Regions from separate parts of the Homo sapiens genome. Here region 2 is linked to region 1. Evidence: read pairs that join two places in POLR2A ChIA-PET (ENCODE). Cell type or tissue: PC-3. All regions are shown on one strand.

Region 1 (4,000 bases):
GCTCTTCTTGCCTCAAGGACTTTGCACATGCAACTGTTTTCTCTTTTCAATCCTTATTTTAATTTTTAATAATTGTTATGGATATATATTATTTATACATATTTATGGGTGCATGTGATGTTTTGATATAGGCATACAATATGTAATGATCAAATCAGGGTAACTAGGGTATCCATCATCTCAAGGATTTATCATTTGTTTAGAAACATAACTATATAGGAGAAATGGTTAATAGGTACAAAAATATAGTTAGAATAAATAAAATATAATGTTCGATAGTACAACAGGCTGTTTTCTCTTTCTGAAACCATCCCATGGCTAGTTGATACATCTTCAGACAGATCTTTGGCCATCTTATTTAAATTAAGTCTTGTATCCTTTTAATATCACACTCTTATCTGCTATTTTTAAAAAGTTTATGTTTTAATAATTTGATATTTACAAATTGCAATTCAGAAATGCAGAAAAATGGGTTTATTTCATTTACATAATGGATGTTATAATACTCTTTAACACATTTACTTGACCGTGAGGGTAGGTATAGATAAAACTCTTATCTTTTCAATTAAAAAAAGCTAATTTATTTGCAAGGACATGAAAATGAATCCACTTATATATAATATTTAAAGTAATCCTGGAATAGAGATATTTTACTGTAAATTAAACATGGCAGACTAAAGACATTTTTTATTTCACCTCCTTTATTTAATACCTATGCAAAACAACACAAGGAATAAAAAACAGAAAAAAGATTCTACTTTTAAATCAAGACAACAGCTTTGCTCTAAAAGCATTGACAATATTTATTAAATATTAGGAAATATGGAAGAAAAATAGGATAGTTAAGAGCTGATATCTGACTCATTAGAGCTTGAAGAAAATTGATTATTATCCTAGAAGTAAATATCCCAATCCTGAAGTGCATATCATTGAACCATTAATAAGAGTTACAAGGCTTAGGGGTATCTCAGGCTATGAGGCTTGTGAATGATATAGCCGTATAGAACTACATCTTCCATATAGCAGAATAAGCAGTGGATTTGAGCTGAAAGAAGAATCAAGTGAAAGTCATATTTGGTGCAATAAGACAATAGACGTAAAAGGCAGACAGCTTGTAAAGAAAGAAACAAAACTCTATATACAGACCACATGAATGTCTATGTAGAAAACCCCAAGGAATCAATAGAAATAAATCTTCCTAGAAATAATGTCTTAAGCAAAATTACAGTATATAAGATCAATAATCCATAATCAATTGTTTTTCTATATACTAGCAATAAACAATTAAAAATTGAATATTTTAAGTACAATTTACAGTAGCTCCAAAAATATGAGTTACTTAAATATAAGTCTAACACAATATGAGTTTCAACGTAATTCTTTTGGAAACATCAGCAAATTACGTCATTTTGCTTCTTATCATTTTTCAATAAATTATTGTGCTTTCATAAGAGTGTACTTCTTGTAGCATCACTATCATCGTAGTTCTTCTCTGCTATGAAATAAATTTGCCTCAACATGGATAATCCATGAGTATTTCCACTTACAGTCTCTTCCCAATATAGAATAGCACACATGCTTTTAGCCGTCTTATGCTTTCTGCTTGGAGTCCTATTATTCTCACTTACTTGGATTAATGTACGTCTTTAAAGGCAGAAGTAATATATCCAAAGCATCCGACAAATGCTGCTTCAAAGGTATGTTCTAATACAAATAGACAAAGGCCAGAGCACTGGAACAGAGTCCTAGAATACATGCTTTCCAGGCATTGATCATTTTGTTTATAAATGCTGGGAAATTTTCGAGTCTCAGAGGTTAACCTAGGGTATCTGGGTGGCAGGAGAAGGATGTTATATGAAGGCTTGGGACAGTGGCTATTTGGCAAATATAACAATTCACCATTTTGACATTGGGTAGGGACTTGTGGGTGTGTCCTGGCTGAAGAGTAGCCCTACTTGAAGGAGAAGCTGGCATTTTACCAACTCTGTAAAATCTACCCTCATCAGCAAAGAGGAAAATGTTCTATCTTCCTTTCTCATGCCACATAGCATTTGATTTTTCACATCTGCAGCATTTTATATACTGACTCATATTAAAGCTCTTTTTTGTAATGAGACCTAATGCCACACCTAGGGTACATAATGACATAGGGGAAAAGAAATGCGTTGAGTGCAGGAATGAATCTTCATACATTTTTAAAACTTCCTGTGTTGTCAGAATGAATGGAATAGGTGACAAATACATGTTTTTTGACATTGCTATGATATTTATATATTGACTTATTAGTTTGTGAGAAATTTGATTTTCTCCTCTTAAATTTTATGTCATGTTTCTTCAATAATTGAGACTGCATTATTTATTTATCCACCTTGAGTGTTATCCTCAGGTGGCTCATGGAATTATATCCTTGTGTCTAATACCTGAAAAATGTTGATATGCCTGTTATTCTTCCTATTAGATAAAATCAAGCAATCTGCTAGTTAACTCACCATGACATGCAGTGTGAAGTCAAAATTCAAAGTACTGATAATATCAGTAACCTAGGAGGTCTGCCAACCACACTAATAGAAAGTATTCTTCTCAAACTCACCTCCTTTTTGACAAAAAGAGACTTACCGTAATAATCATTTAAAATATGACAATCTATAAGTAATATGTTAGAATGAGATAAAACAGCTCTTTCACTCAACACTACCTATGGAATACAACACAGTATGGGAGACTGCTATTGTCATAAATGTACACTCAAAAGAACTGTTTTCCTTTAAAATTGTATTCCCAGAAAAGTAAACAGGTAAATATTTTTTGTTCTCTAATTCCACTTTTTATGTTTGTTCTCTTTACTTCTAACTTTATGGATCTCACCATCTAATTTAAATTCTTACATGTAAAATGTTAGCATATGAAAATTTAAATTCAGATCACTATGGGTGTTCAATAGACACTGGGGGAAATTTTCACAAATTTTATATGACAGCAAGCAATATTATATTTAATTGTATGGTATATGGAAATAAGGTATATATAGTGATATACACAGATCTTAATTGTACATTTTGATGAAGTTTGATAAATATGTACTTCTGTACTTCTCATAAACTAATACCAGTAGTATTATGTACTACTTTTCCATCACCAATGAAAAAATCCCTGTGTCCCATTTCAGTCATTCCCCCCCAAGCAGGCAATCATCTATAATTTCTATCACAATATATTAGGGGTATCTGTTCCAGAATTTTCATGTAAATGTTATAATATTGCGTGCACTCTTGCATATGGCTTTCCTTGTTCAACACAATGTTTTTGAAGCTAATTTATACAGTTAAATGTATCAGATATAGTTTTTAATTTTTATAGCTGAGCCATATTTCATTGTATGAATATATCAAAACTTATTGTACACCTTTCTGGTGATAGACATTTGTGTTTTTTTCAGGTTTTGGCATATAAATAAAATTACTATGATATTTCTTGTACAAATTTTTTGGAACGTGTATATTCATATGTTGTATAGGTTTTCATTTTAACATGTATAAAAACACTTCAACAGCACCACGAAACAACTTAAAAACTGATATTTATAAAACATTCCATCTATCAAGAGAATAATGTATGCTCTTTTCTGCACAGCTTTATTGAGGCATAATTGATATACAAAGAGCTGTACATATTTACTGTGCACATTTGGTGAGTTTCAACATGTACAAACACCTGTGATATCATCACCACAATCAAGACAATAAATGTTTGATTCATTTGTATTTTGTGTGTTTGTGTTTAGATATGTGTAGGTTTAAAATGTTAATATGAAATCTACTCTTTAACTTTGAAGTATACAATATTATTAACTATATGTACCATATTGTACAGCATACCTCTAGAACTCAATCATCTACTATAACTGAAGCATACACATTGAACAACTCCCTGTTTCTTTAATACCTAGCCCCGGCAATCACCATTTTATTCTGTTTCTGTTAGTCTGAGCATTACAAATATG
Region 2 (4,000 bases), 76 kb after region 1:
GAGATAAACTTCCTAACTTATTTTTTAAGGCCAGGATTACACGCATTCTAAAAACTAAATAAATATATTACAAAAGAGAAAATTATAATTGGATATTAAATATAAACATCAATCAAATTCTTAAAAATATATTATTCAATCAACATAAAAAACACACAAAAGAATAATACATTATCAATAAGTAGAATTTATGACAAGAACACAAGTTTGGTTTAACATTTTCAGGACCAATCAATTTAATTTACTGTATTAACAGAATAAAAGGAAAGTGTGATTACTTCGAATGATGGTGAAAAGGTTTTTCATAAAGCCGGCATAAATTTCATAATAAAAAATCTTCAGAAAGCTATTAAGAGAAAGGAAATTCCATAACCTAATGAGAGCATAGTTATGATACACCAACTGGAAACATCATAATTAATAATAAAATACTCAATGCTTTCTTTCTAAGATTTGGGATAATCGCTTCCATTCTACCTTGCAATAAAAATCCTACTTGATGTCATAATATAATTCAAAGGTAAAAAATATACACTTTGGGAAAAAAAAAGTGAAGATCACTTTATTCACACAAAGCATGATTACATATGTAGAAAATCCTCCTTAATCTATGAAAATAAAGCTATGAAAACTAGTTATATACTAGCAGTATAAAGTATGTAGCAATATTGCTATATAATAACAATAAATAATTTGCAGTTGAAATAAAAATATATCATTTAAGATATCCAGAATTGTGATAAATTAAACAAAGTACACTCAGAACTTGTGTACTGAAAACTATAAAACATTGCTGAGAAGAATTAAAGAAACCAAAATAAATGGAGCAGAATTAGGTATTTATGCATGAGAAGACATTGTGAAGATGTCAACTGTCAAAATCCTGAAAATTACATCTATAAATTTACTGGAGTCCCAATCAACATCCCAGCAGGCATTTTGTACATGTCAAGTGATTACAAAATTTATATTGACATGCAAATGAGTTAAAATAGCTAAAATAATTGTGAAAACAAAGACAAAAGTTAGAAAAATAACATTAATTTCAAAATGTATCTTAGATATTTGTATTGACAAGTATATATTTGCATAAGTATAAACACATAGATCAATGGAAAATAATAGAGAATTCAGAAACAGACAACATACAAGGTCAAAGTGATGTGCAACCTTGTGAAAAAGTTACTTAGTGAAAGAGAATCATCTAGAAAAACCTAATAACCACAAGAAAAAATATTAGACTTTACCAATATCTCATGTCGTACATGAAATTAAGTCAACAGGATCATAGGCCTAATTTAAAAGCAAAAATATTAAAATTTCTAGAGGATAAGATAGGATTAATGTTTATAATACTAAGGTAGGCAAAGATTTCTTAGGCTACTAAAATTACAAATCATAGATTAAAAATTAACAGATTGGAACTAATCAGTATTTAAAATCTGATGAAAGTTATGGTTAAGAAAATGAAAAACTAATCCACAGACTGAGACAAAATGTATTATATCTGTCATAGAACATACATCCAGTTTGCAAAAAAATTCTTATAAATCAAGGAGACAACCCAACAAAATGGGGAAAATATTTAAACAAGTATTTACCAAAAGAAGATAAATGACCAAAAAGCATATAAAAAGAAGACGAACATAATTAGAGAAATCTAAGGCTGCATTGAGATACCACAATACACCATTAGAATGAGTGAATTTAAAGAATGACAATACCAAGTGTTTGTGAGGATATGACTCATCTATAACTCTTATACATTGCTATTGAGAACATGAAATGTTATTGTAAATTTGGCAATCAGTTTATCAGTTTATTGAAAATATTGAAAAGTTTATTATTTTTACTGATTCACCCTGTAGTCTACCCATTCTACTCTTAGGTATTTACTAAACAGAAGCCAACAGGCATGTCTTCTCAAAGATATACACACAAAGTTGATAACAGCTTTGTTGGTAAAAGCCAAAACCTAGAAGTAACTTGTATATCCATCACCAGATCAACAGATAAACTAAGTGTGATGTCGGGGATGGCATGTATTATATGTAATATGATCTCGAACAATAGAATCAGAAGTAAAAATAAGAAACTAATATGTGTAACAACATGGATGAATCATTTTAAAAAGCAGAACACAAAGTGTCATTCTCAAAAGAGCACATTGTATGACTCCATTTACAAGAAATTCTAGAAAAGTCAATCAAATCTGTAGATACATAAAGCAGAACATGGGACTGAAGCAAGAAATTGACTGGGAAAAGAATTGTGCCAATATTATTTTCCTTGGCTATGATGATGAGTACACCAGTGGATCAATTTGACAAAACTCAAAGAACTCATGGAATGGTTGCATTTTGTTTTATGTGTGACTTATAATTCAACAAAGTTGATGCAAATAGCCAGTGGGCAACGTGGGACCTGTGCATGCTCTGAAGTAAACAGCAGGGTGAAAGGCAGAAAATAATATGATTGAAAGAAGTATAAATTTTCTGATTTATAAAGGTTAATTTTTTTTTTTGCCGCAGCAACATTTCTTAATGGCCTACTACTGTTTTCCATCTCTGATACCTCTAATTTTTGTTCTAGTTATTCCAAGGGAAGAACTCAAAGAGCCATGCATTCAAATTTAGTTGCTCCTAATATATGCAATTAACCTAAATGTCTATCAATGCAGGAATGGATAAACAAAATATGGAAATTTTTCTATATGGAAAATTTCTACATGGAAATTAAATAACTTGCTCCTGAATGACTGTTGGGTAAATAACAACATTAAGGCAGAAATTTTAAAAATTCTTTGAAATTAATGAAAAGAGAGACATAATACACCAGAATATGTGGGATGCACCATTAAAGTGTTAAGAAGAAAGTGTCTAGAACTAAATACCTACATCAAGAAGTTATAAAATGTTTCAAATTAACAACCTACCATTGCACTTAGGAGAACTAGAAAAATAAGAATGAGCTAACCCCAAAACTAGCAGAAGAGAAATAGCTAAAATCAGAGCAGAAATGAACAAAATTGACATGCAATCATCCAGATAAAAGATAAAATCAAGAGTTGGTACTTTGAAAGGATTAAAAAGATTGATAGACTCCTAGCTGGATTAACAAATTAGAAAAGAGAGAAGATCCAAATAAACACAATCAGAAAAGATGACACCAGAACTGATCCTACAGAAATACAAAAATGTTCAGAAACTGTTAGGGACACTTTGTAAATACAAACTATAAAATCTAGAGGAGATGGATAAATTCCTGGAAACACACAATGTTCAAAGATTGAACTAGAAGAATATGAGACCCTGAACAGATGAATAATAAGCTCTAATATTGAATCAGTAATTTAAAAATACTACCAAAAAAAAAAAAACCCTGGATCAGATGGATTCCTAGGCAGAATCTACCACATGTACAAAGAAAAGCTGATACTAACTCTAATGAAACTATTCCAAAAAAATTAAGGAGAAGGGACTTCTCCCTAACTCATTCTATGAAGCCAGCATCATCCTGATGCCAAAACCTGGCAGAGGCACCAAAAAAAGATAACGTCAGGCCAATATCTCTAAGGAATAGAAACATAAAAATTCTCAACAAAACACTAGCAAACTGAATTCATCAGTTCATCAAAAAGTTAACTCATCATGATCAAGTAGGCTTTACTCCCCCTGAATGCAAAGTTGCTAAACATATGCAAATTAAAACATGTGAATCACCACACAAACAGAATTAAAAACACAAAACATATAATCATTTCAATACATGTGGAAATAGATTTTGACAGAATCTGACATTCATTTATGATAAAAACTGTCAAGACACTAGACATCAAAGGAGCATACCTCAAAATAATAAGAGCCATCTATGACAAACCCACAGCCAACATCAGCATAAATGAGCAAAAGGTGGCAGCATTTCCTCTGAGAACTGGAACAAGACATGGATGCCCACTCTTACCAATTCTTTTCAACATAGTGTTAGAAGCGCTAGCCAG

The links. Peaks named below come from ENCODE experiments on the same cell type or tissue, not always from the same donor. Only the 100,000 strongest peaks of a DNase experiment are listed, where the experiment ranks them.
Region 2: POLR2A ChIA-PET joins it to region 1 with 6 read pairs; 2 of 35 experiments call an interaction of 5 or more read pairs at or near these places.

Annotation. Positions count from the first base shown.
Region 1 is chr10:65,141,328-65,145,327 of GRCh38, reverse strand. No RefSeq gene overlaps it. Among named protein-coding and RNA genes, the nearest start is that of LINC02671, 220 kb to the right of the region's middle. In PC-3, no CTCF peak of the experiment used is centred here; DNase peaks (open chromatin) are centred at 2,057 and 2,417; H3K27ac peaks cover 1,850 bases.
Region 2 is chr10:65,065,395-65,069,394 of GRCh38, reverse strand. No RefSeq gene overlaps it. Among named protein-coding and RNA genes, the nearest start is that of LINC02671, 140 kb to the right of the region's middle. In PC-3, a CTCF peak has its summit at 3,915 (motif pointing right); no DNase peak of the experiment used is centred here.